Regions from separate parts of the Homo sapiens genome. Here region 2 is linked to region 1. Evidence: chromatin loops called from intact Hi-C (ENCODE). Cell type or tissue: transverse colon. All regions are shown on one strand.

Region 1 (5,000 bases):
TGGGCAATCTGCATATTTTTGTCTACAAGATTTCTGAAAAACCCTTTTCCATAAGCTTTCTATGCACCTTCGTGAATGCAGATAGAAATATCTGCTGCGGGCTGGGTGCGGTGGCTCACACCTGTAATCCTGGCACTTTGGGAGGCTGAGTCTGTCGAGTTGCTTGAACCTAGGAGTTCAAGTCCAGCCTGGGCAACATGGCAAAACCCTATCTCTACAGAAAATAGAAAAATTAGCCAGGTGTGTTGGTGTGTGCCTGTGGTCCCAGCTACTCGGGAGCTGAGGCAGGAGGATCACCTGAGCCTAGAAGGTCGAAGCTGCAGTGAGCCGTGTTCACACCACCGCACTCCAGCCTGGGTGACAGAGTGAGAGCTTATCTCCAAAAAGAAAGAAAGAAAAAAAATACTTGCTATGCCGGCCACTGAATTACACTTGGCTTGTAGCCAGTTGGAGTCCCTTTCCTGCTCTTACAGGCCCACCTGGCCTGCTGAACACACCATCTGTCCTCCCAGGCTGGCAGAGGAGCTGCCGTGGGTCCTGCCCTCTGCTCTGCCCTGACCGTGGCCACCTGGTTCCCTAGGCTGGAACCAGTGAGGTCCACAATGTGTCTGTCCAAGTTCCCTAGCTCGTCCCTGAGCCAACCAAGCTCACTGGGCAGATCTTCCTTTGTTTTGTAGTTCACGGAGACAGCCCCACTCAGTCACTGTCTAAACTCTCCGTGGCCTCAATGTCCTGCTCCAGTCCTGCCAGGAAGTCTCAAGGAGGATTCCTGAATAGCGTTTCCCAATCATTTGTGCTTTACTGGAAAGGGGGGGCCTGTTGTGGGGAGGCCACCGTCCAGGGCTCTTCCCGGGACTTCACCTTCCCTCTGCTGGACCACACGCCGTGGCTTGGCAGGGTGACCCAGCTCTGTAAGATCAGGACGTGTGTGCTGACACTGGTGCTTGGGAGAGTCAGCAAGATGGACTTCTGAAGAAGGAACAGATGCATTCCTTTCTGTCATTTCCTGCATCAGGGGTGGGGTGGCAGGCCTTGCCCAGTAGACAGCAGGGAGAACGTGCTGCCTGGGGAGAGTGGGCACTTCTGCTGAGTGGGTGCTTCTGGAGGGTGGTGGGAAGGATCATGTGTCTTTGGGGCAGCCTTGGCACCTGCTGCCTTGGGCCTCATTGTCCCCAGGCTGGTAGCAGGTATCCTGGGACCTGGCCAGATTGGGCCCCGTCCATCTGTCTGTGTGTCTCATCTCTTCACTGTGCCCTCTCCCTAGTTTCTGTCTTTGCTGGAGAGTTTTTAAAACAATCCTAGATTTTTTTTTTTTTTTTTTTTTGAGATGGAGTCTCACTCTGTCGTGCAGGCTGGAGTGCAGTGGCTTGATCTCAGCTCACTGCAACCTCCGCCTACCGGGTTCAAGCAGTTCTCCTGCCTCAGGCTCCCGAGTAGCTAGGATTATAGGCGTATGCCACCATGCCTGGCTAATTTTTGTATTTTTAGTAGAGATGGAGTTTCACCATGTTGGTCAGGCTGGTCTTGAACTCCTGACCTCAAGCAGTCCACCTGCCTCAGCCTCCCAAAATGCTGGGATTACAGGTGTGAGGTACCATGCCTGGCCAACAATCAGATACGTTCTTCTTCACCCGTAACTTTTCCATTTATATTTTATATTTGTTGAAGGGAGCAGGTCTTTTTTCCCATAGATTTTTCTGCTTTCTGCTCTGATGGTCGCTTCCCGTGGCAGGGTCAGCCCAGGGCTTCTCAGCCCCTGCACTGCTTGACATTTGGGGCAGGAGGTTCTGTGTTGCCTGCAGTGTGCTGAGCAGCATCCCTGGCCTCCCCCGAGCCAGATGGTGGGGACTGTCCCCGCCCTCAGTGGTGAGGACCAGAAATGGCTCCAGACATTGCCTCGTGCCCTGGGGAAGATTCACCCACCACACTTCCTGTAAACTGGTCACTCGGCCTGGAGGTGGATTTCGTAAGCCACTTCCTGTTGCTTCATCCCCGGAAGTGCTCTTTGCCGGAGGGGAGAGGATCAGGGGATTCTGGCCCTGGAGAGGTTCCTCCTCACCCTTTCCTCTGTCTCAGCATTGAGGACTCTCACTGCCTCCCAGGCTCTGCACCCTCGACCCTTTTCCCAAAGGCATTGCTGTCTTTACAGGAGTGTCCTCATTGAGGGGGAGCTGCCTACAGGAGTCTCCCAGTCTGTGTTCAGTAGCCCCAGTGGGCGCCCAGGCCAAGTGACCGCAGGGCGCAGGCATCACTGCCCTGCTGTGTTGAGGTCTGTTCTCCGAGTCAGGGTCTGAAGTCCAGTTGGGTCTGGGGAGCACCAGCCTCGGCACAGCTCAGTGCCTGCCTGTCCGGCCTTGAAGACCCAGCTGACCTGCTGACTGTGTCAGGCCAGCTGTGGCGGCCCTACCAGGCTCCCCAGCTCCCACCTGGGGCCCTGGCCTGAAGTACAGCAGCGGGGGTGACTTTGTATCTCAGGAGCTCCCAGTTCCATACCTCATGCTGGGTAATGAAAGTTGGATTTTTGCCACTCGAGGGCCTGAGAGGACTTGTGGGGGTGATGACCCCTCAGAGGGTCTACAGAGACTGGGCAGGCGGTGGCCTGAGGCATGGCTCTCCCCTGCTGGGTGTTCTTGGGTGTGAGATGGGCAGTACCCTGCAGGTGTCATGTGCTACTGAGTTACCCCGTTATTTAATTAATGCAGCCTGAGGCCAACCCCAAAGCTTCTAAGGCAGCAGGGAAATCACCTGTGCTACAGTCTGTTCCTGACCCTCTGTCCTGCTTCATAGATGAGGTAACGAGGCGCTTGGCCCCCCTGACAAGGGTTCGGCCATGACACCACGCATGTTGGCTCTGGAGGGAGCAGCCAGAAGAGGGTGTGGTGGGCCACATGCTGTCAGGCGTCCCCACCAGGCCAGGCTGGTGAGCACAGAGGGTGACAGCTGGTCCCACCGTGAAGGGACCTAGCTGGCTCTGCCTGTCTGCAGCCGACACTCACCTCCTGGGCCCTTGATTGGCTTGTCAGGGCACTGCACCCCAGCTGCTTTCTGTGTTTTTTCTCATCCCCCCCACCCAGTCCTTGTGTTCTCATCACCATCTATTTAGCACCCCACATTCAAAACCCCAGCCTCACTACCGTAATTTATGCCTTGAATGATCTTTTGCAGAAACATCATAAGAAAAAAGCCTTTTCTATTCATGCATGCTCACTGTGCCCGCGTCATCCTCTGCAAATCCATAGGTCCATTTAGGGTCACTCTCCCTCCTTCTGAAGAACTTCTAGAACCTTCCTCACAGTGCAGGCCAGATGCTGACAGAAGATTCTCTCAGCATTTGTTTGAGCGAATCTTTATTTCCCTTTCTCTTTTCACTGGGCATGGAATTGTGGTCTGGCGGTGTTTCTCCCTCAGCACTTTGAAGATGCCCTCCCAGTGTCGGGGCTGGCTCCTGATGTGCAGTGTCGGCACCTCGGCACTTGGGGCGACTGTTGTGGCTGTGCTGATTTGCTCATGATGCGCCACGACCTGGTAGTTTTCCTGCTGGGGGTTGACAAGGCTTCTTGGGTCTGTGGATTTATAGCATTTGTTACATTTGGGAATCTCTGGCCACTCTTTTCTCAGATCCCCCGCCTGCCCTCAGGACTCCAGTTACTTGCACGTGGGATCCCCTGCTGTCGTCCGCAGGTCACCGAGGTGGTGTTCGTTTCCTGTAGGCTTCTTACTGTGGGATTCATCTAGGTGGCTCCTGTGGCTTTGTCTTCAAGTTCGCTGCCCTTTTCTTCTGTGGTGCCTGCTGTGACTTCCACCTAGTGGCCGTTTCATTCCGATCCTCCGTGTCTCAGCTCCAGAAGCCCCTCGTGGCTCTCTCACGATACCCGTACGTCTTCCTCTTCAGCTGTTTTCCTTTAGGCTTGGAGCATTCCAAGTTCACAGTAGCTGTCCCAAAGCCCCTGTCTGTTCAGTCGGCATCTCTGTGCTTCCCACGTCTTTGTGCCGACTCATTTTCCCCCTGGCTTAGGAGTCTCGTTTTCCTGCTGCTTCACGTGTCTGTAGGGTTCTGCTTATAGATACCACATGGCGTTCTTATGAGGTGGGTCCCTGCCCGATGGTCCGCACAGGGCTGGCCATGATTTAGACGGGAGTTAGCCTTAGTGCCCGTGTCTGTTAATGGCTGGGTGCGTCCTGTGTCTGTCACCCTCATGCGTGCGTGATGTTAGGAGTGAATTGCTCTGTTGTTAACAAGGGCCTGGTCTCCTGCTGGAGGGTGGGGATACAGTGTGAGCCAGAGTGGCTGGGAGCCTGGCCATGATGACGGCCACCTCTCATGGGGACAGGCACTTGAGGTTAGCCCTCCTGGCATCATAGAGAAAGGCTGGCTCTGTGGCCCCTCAGCCCTTCTCCTCTGAGGCATGAAGTCTTGTTCTCCATACCCTTGGGGGATAAGCGACTTGGCAAGAAAGGAGTCTTGAAGGTGACCCACCTGACAGTCAGCTACCAGAACCTGGTTAAATGCCTCACTGGATGGCGTGGCCCACAGGGAGCATGGAGCCACGGGGTGGGTGGGAGGGCCAGTGTGTTCAAGGCCTGTCACCCTCAGCCTTGCACAGCTGGGGCTGCCCTGGCACAGTTCCTTGGGGGGGTTGTGCACCCTAACTGGTTCCTGTCCCTTGTCACCCTAACTGGCCTCAGCATCATCACTGTTTTCTGAGCCCTCATCCCTGGCTCACAGCTGCACATGCAGAGGCCTCGCATGGACAGTAGACAGGGTGCTTGTGTTAGCCCCGGGCCGACCCCTCTGCAGAGGTTTGCACCGCGAGAGACGGGGCCCACCTGCTCTCTGCAGCTGCTGCACTGAGTTCCTGCTCCAGTCCCCTGCTGCTCCCTCCTCCAGAATACCCTTCCCACCTGGCCTTGGTCGTGTGCTCCTGGGGCCCATGAGGACTGGTGCCATGAGTTTGTGGGGGCTCCCTGAGTGGGGTGGGCTGGGCCATTCTGCCTTGGTG
Region 2 (5,000 bases), 480 kb before region 1:
TGGATCGCCTGAAGTCAGTAGTTTGAGACCAGCCTGGCCAACATGGTGAAACCCCGTCTCTACTAAAAATACAAAAATTAGCCGGGCATGGTGGCACACGCCTGTAATCCCAGCTACTCGGGAGGCTGAGACAGAATTGCTTGAACCAGGGAGGCAGAGGTTGCAGTGAGCCAAGATCGTGCCACTGCACTACAGCCTGGGTGACAAGAACGAAACTCCGTCTCAAAAAATAAAAATTAAAAAAAGAAAGAAATGATTTGGGGGGCTGCTTTTTGTTAAAAGAGAAATTCCCAGGACTCTTTTACCCTCACTGTCTGCCAAAATAATTTCTATCTCCTGTATCACGACCACAACCTCCCAAAGTGCTGGGATTATAGGTATGAGCCACAGCACCTGGCCCCAGCTCATTGTTTTGTTTTGGTTTTTTTCATTTTTTAAAACTCATGATCATTGTTCAATGCATTATTATTATTATTATTATTTTGTTGTTGTTGTTGTTGTTGTTTGTTGTTTTGGTGTTGTTTTTTGTTTTTTGAGACGGAGTCTCGCTCTTATCGCCCAGGCTGAAGTGCAATGGCGTGATGTCATCTCACTGCAACCTCTGCCTCCCGGGTTCAAACGATTCTCCTGCCTCAGCCTCCCCAGTAGATGGGGTTACAGGCACCCGCCACCACGCCTGGCTAATTTTTGTATTTTCAGTAGAGACTGGGTTTCACCATGTTTGCCAGGCTGGTGTTGAACTCCTGACCTCATGATCCGCCCACCTCAACCTCCCAAAGTTCTGGGATTACAGTCGTGAGCCACCAGGCCTGGCCTATTATTATTATTTTGAGACAGGTTCTCACTCTGTCTCCCAGGCTGGAGTGCAGTTGCAGTGGCACAATCACAGCTCACTGTAACCTCAAACTCCTGGGCTCAAGTGATCCTCCTACCTCAGCTTCACGCATAGCTGGGACTACAGGCACGTACCAATGTGCCTAGTTAATTTTTTATTTTTTGTAGAGACAGAGTCTTGCTATATTGCCCAGGTTCATCTCGAACTCCTGGCCTCAAGTGATCCTCTTGCCTCAGCCTTCAAAGGCTTTGGGATTTCAGGCATGAGCCACTGTGCCTGGCCAAAGGTTTTATTTTACTCTTTTTTTGTTTTTTGTATTTTAGACAGAGTCTCGCTGTGACCCCCAGGCTGGAGTGCAATGGCGTGATCTCGGCTCACTGAAACCTCCGCCTCCTGGGTTCAAGTGATTCTCATGCCTCAGCCTCCTGAGTGCCTGGGATTACAGGCACGCACCATCATGCCTGGCTAATTTTTGTATTTTTAGTAGACACAGGGTTTACCATGTTGGCCAGGCTGGTCTCGAACTCCTGACCTCAAGTGATCTGCCTGCCTCGGCCTCCCAAAGTGCTGGGATTACAGGCATGAGCCACCGCACCCGGCCTATTTTACTCTTACACACACACATACATGTATGAATACACACGTCCTTCCCATTGTTGCTCCTGGGCTCTGATTGATCATTATGAAAGCTCTTTCCCTTCCCAGACCTTACAGAAATGCACACATACCCTCTTATTATTATTATTCTTTTTTGAGACGGAGTTTTGCTCTTGTTGCCCAGGCTGGGGTACAGTGGCACGACCTCGGCTCACTGCAACCTCTGCCTCCCGGGTTCAAGCAATTCTTCTGGGTCAGCCTCTGGAGTAGCTGGGATTACAGGCACCTGCCATCATGACCGGCTAAGTTTTTGTATTTTTAGTAGAGACAGTGTTTCACCATGTTGGCCAGGCTGGTCTCGAACTCCTGACCTCAGGTGATCCACCTGCCTCAGTCTCCCAAAATGCTAGGATTACAGGCATGCGCCACTACACCTGGCTGCACATAGCCTCTTCTAGTGTTCGCAGGGTGCATATTCACATCTCAGGTCCATTTGGAATTATTATTTTATTTTTTTGGAGACAGAGTCTCGCTCTATCCCCCAGAGAGTGCAGTGGCGCGATCTTGGCTCATTGCAACCTCCGCCTCGCCGGTTCAAGCGATTCCCCTGCCTCAGCCTCCCAAGTAGCTGGGATTACAGGCGTGTGCCACCATAGCCGGCTAATTTATTTGTATTTTTAGTAGAGATGGGGTTTTGCCATGTTGGCCAGATGGGTCTCGAACTCCTGACCTCAGGTGATTCGCCTGCTTCGGCCTCCCAAAGTGCTGGGATTACAGGCGTGAGCCACTGCACCGGGCATATATATGTATATTTTTTGTAGTAGTATCCAGTTAGCCCAAAATCCACTCCCTCCATGGATTTGAAACTGCAGAGAGGGGAGGCTATTTTGGCCAGGATGGTAGCATTTAGTCGACTCCTAAAGGAGCAGTTAGTCATAGGGAAGAACTGAGAGTAGGCGGCTCAGATAGCATATGCAAAGGCTCTGGGGCGGTAATGTTGTTGCCCTGTGCAAAGACCAACTGGGAAGCCTGTGGCTGGAGTACAGTGAATAAGGGGGATGGTGGAGGGAGTTGAGGGTGGACAGGTGAGGTGTTTGGCTTTATTCTGAGGCTGTGGGGGCACAAGGAAGGGACCAGCTCTGGTGCACAAAAGGTCCCTTCCATCTCGGGGATGGCATGCCCATTCGACAGATATGGAGACTGAGGCTTGCTGAGGCGCAGACAGGCACAGACAGGAGTCAAGGATGGTGCCTCCATTTGCTGGACTAGGAGCTGAGGCCGGGGGTCCTCTCGTTTCTCTCAGTGCATGGACGACGTGACCTCGCAGCCTTATTTGTGCACGATCACCCACAGCAGGATCCTTTCATCCTGCTGGTAGCTTAGCCTCAACTGCGTGTAGCAAGAAAGCTCTTCCGCTGCAGTGCTGAGCCGCCCGCTCCGCCCAGCCCCAGCCCCAGCCCCAGCCCACCCGGCGCATCTCAGCCTCTAGCCACGCCCCCAAACCCTCTGCACAGGTGCACTTCGCCCCGCTTCCACCTGATGGGGCAGCCTGGTCCTGCACTGCCCACCCAATAAAGATAGCCCCGCCCCATCAGGCGCATCCTGGACCCAAGTCCACTCCTCCCTATGGGCCGCTGTCTGGTCCCTAGCACCGGCTGACCTTTGCGCCCCGCCTTCTTTCTATACCGTGGATGCAGGAATAGCCTCGTCCCAAAACCTGCCCCTACATGTCCTTGCCGTGTGACCCCGGGAGTATCGTTTCACCTCTGAACCTCAGCTTTCCCCTCTCTACAGTGAGTGGGGGTCGAGCCCCCTCTGTGACTCGATTGATCCACTCCTAGCAGGCTGTTGGATCGACGATCTTTGAGGATGCAGGTTGAGCGCTCAGCATATCACCGGCGCTCAATAAATGGCCTTGTTTCTTCCGTTTGTCTGGAACAGGAGATGCAGAAATAGGCAGTAGTGGCTGGCCATGATGGCTCACACTTGTAATTCCAACACTTTGGGAGGCTGAGGCGGGTGGATCACCTGAGGTCAGGAGTTCGAGACCAGCCTGGCCAACATGGTGAAATCCCGTCTCTACTAAAAATACAAACATTAACAGGGCATGGTTGTGCACGCCTGTAATCCCACCTACTAGGGAGGCCAAGGCAGGAGAATCGCTTGAACTCAGGAGGCGGAGGTTGCAGTGAGCCGAGATGGCGCAACTGCACTCCAGCCTGGGCAACAGTGAGACTCTGTCTCAAAAAAAAAAAAAAAAAGAGCCGGGCGCTGTGGCTCACGCCTGTAATCCCAGCACTTTGGGAGGCCAAGGCGGGCGGATCACGAGGTCAGGAGATCAAGACCATCCTGGCTAACACGGTGAAACCCCGTCTCTACTAAAAATACAAAAACAAAATTAGCCCGGTGTGGTGGCGGGCGCCTGTAGCCCCAGCTACTCGGGAGGCTGAGGCAGGAGAATGGCGTGAACCCGGGAGGCGGAGCTTGCAGTGAGCCGAGATCGCGCCACTGCACTCCAGCTTGGGAGACAGAGCGAGACTCCGTCTCAAAAAAAAAAAAAAAAAAAAATTATGCGGGCATGGTGGTGCATGCCTGTAATCCCAGCTACTCAGGAGGCTGAGGCAGGAGAATCACTTGAACCTGGGAGGCAGAGGTTGCAGTAAGCCGAGATCATGCCATTGCACTCCAGCCTTGTTGACAGAGCGAGACTCCGTCTCAAAAAAAGAGAAAGAAAGAAAAAAAGAAATAGGCAGTAGTTGGAGAGGGCTGGCTGAGGAAGAAGCCAGCAGGTTGGGCAGGGGCAGAAGCCGGCCCTGAACCTCAGTTTTCTTATCTGTAAAAGGGACCTTCAGGCCAGGTACAGTGACTCATGCCTGTAATCCCAGTGGTTTGGGAGGCTGAGGTGGGAAGATAGCTTGAGGCTCCCCTCACTGGACAGCTAGACACACTTCCCTGCTGGACATTCTAAATTAAATTAGCCCCCTAAAAATGTAAGACACAGGCTGAAGGGTGGGGTCCCATCTCTACCTTGCCTTCACTGGCTGCAGGTCTGAGTGCTCATGGATTTTCTTTTTTTTTTTTTTTTTGAGACGGAGTCTTGCTCTGTTGCCCAGACTAGAGTGCAATGGCACGATCTCGGCTCACTGCAACCTCCACCTCCCGGGTTCAAGCGATTCTCCTACCTCAGCCTCCTACGTAGCTGGGATTTCAGGTACGTGCCACCACGCCCGACTAATTTTTTGTATCTTTAGTGGTGATGGGGTTTCACCATGTTGGCCAGGCTGGTCTCAAACCCCTGATCTCAGGATCCATCCACCTCGGCCTCACAAAGTGCTGGGATTACAGGCACGAGCCACCGCGCCCGGACGGTCATGGGTTTTCTTGTCATTGGTGGTGTTTTGAAACAGAGCCTCACTCTGTCACACAGGCTGGAGTGCAGAGGTTGATCACGGCTCACTGCAGCCTTGATCCCAGGCTCAAGTGATTCTCCCACCTTAGTCTCCCAAGTAGCTGGGACTATCGGTGTGCGCCACCACACCCAACTAATTTTTTTATTTTTAGTAGAGAT

The links. A loop is a pair of places that touch in the nucleus more often than their neighbours do. Peaks named below come from ENCODE experiments on the same cell type or tissue, not always from the same donor. Only the 100,000 strongest peaks of a DNase experiment are listed, where the experiment ranks them.
Region 2: it touches region 1 in a loop (7-fold over the local background); 1 of 110 quality-filtered maps calls a loop at or near these places.

Annotation. Positions count from the first base shown.
Region 1 is chr19:18,476,033-18,481,032 of GRCh38, reverse strand. All of the region lies in intron 1 of ELL (elongation factor for RNA polymerase II), which reads left to right. Among named protein-coding and RNA genes, the nearest start is that of ISYNA1, 40 kb to the right of the region's middle. RefSeq lists enhancers at 2,094-2,163, 1,577-2,479, 3,735-4,562. In transverse colon, no CTCF peak of the experiment used is centred here; DNase peaks (open chromatin) are centred at 832 and 1,942; H3K27ac peaks cover 5,000 bases.
Region 2 is chr19:18,959,838-18,964,837 of GRCh38, reverse strand. No RefSeq gene overlaps it. Among named protein-coding and RNA genes, the nearest start is that of HOMER3, 21 kb to the right of the region's middle. In transverse colon, no CTCF peak of the experiment used is centred here; no DNase peak of the experiment used is centred here; H3K27me3 peaks cover 2,622 bases.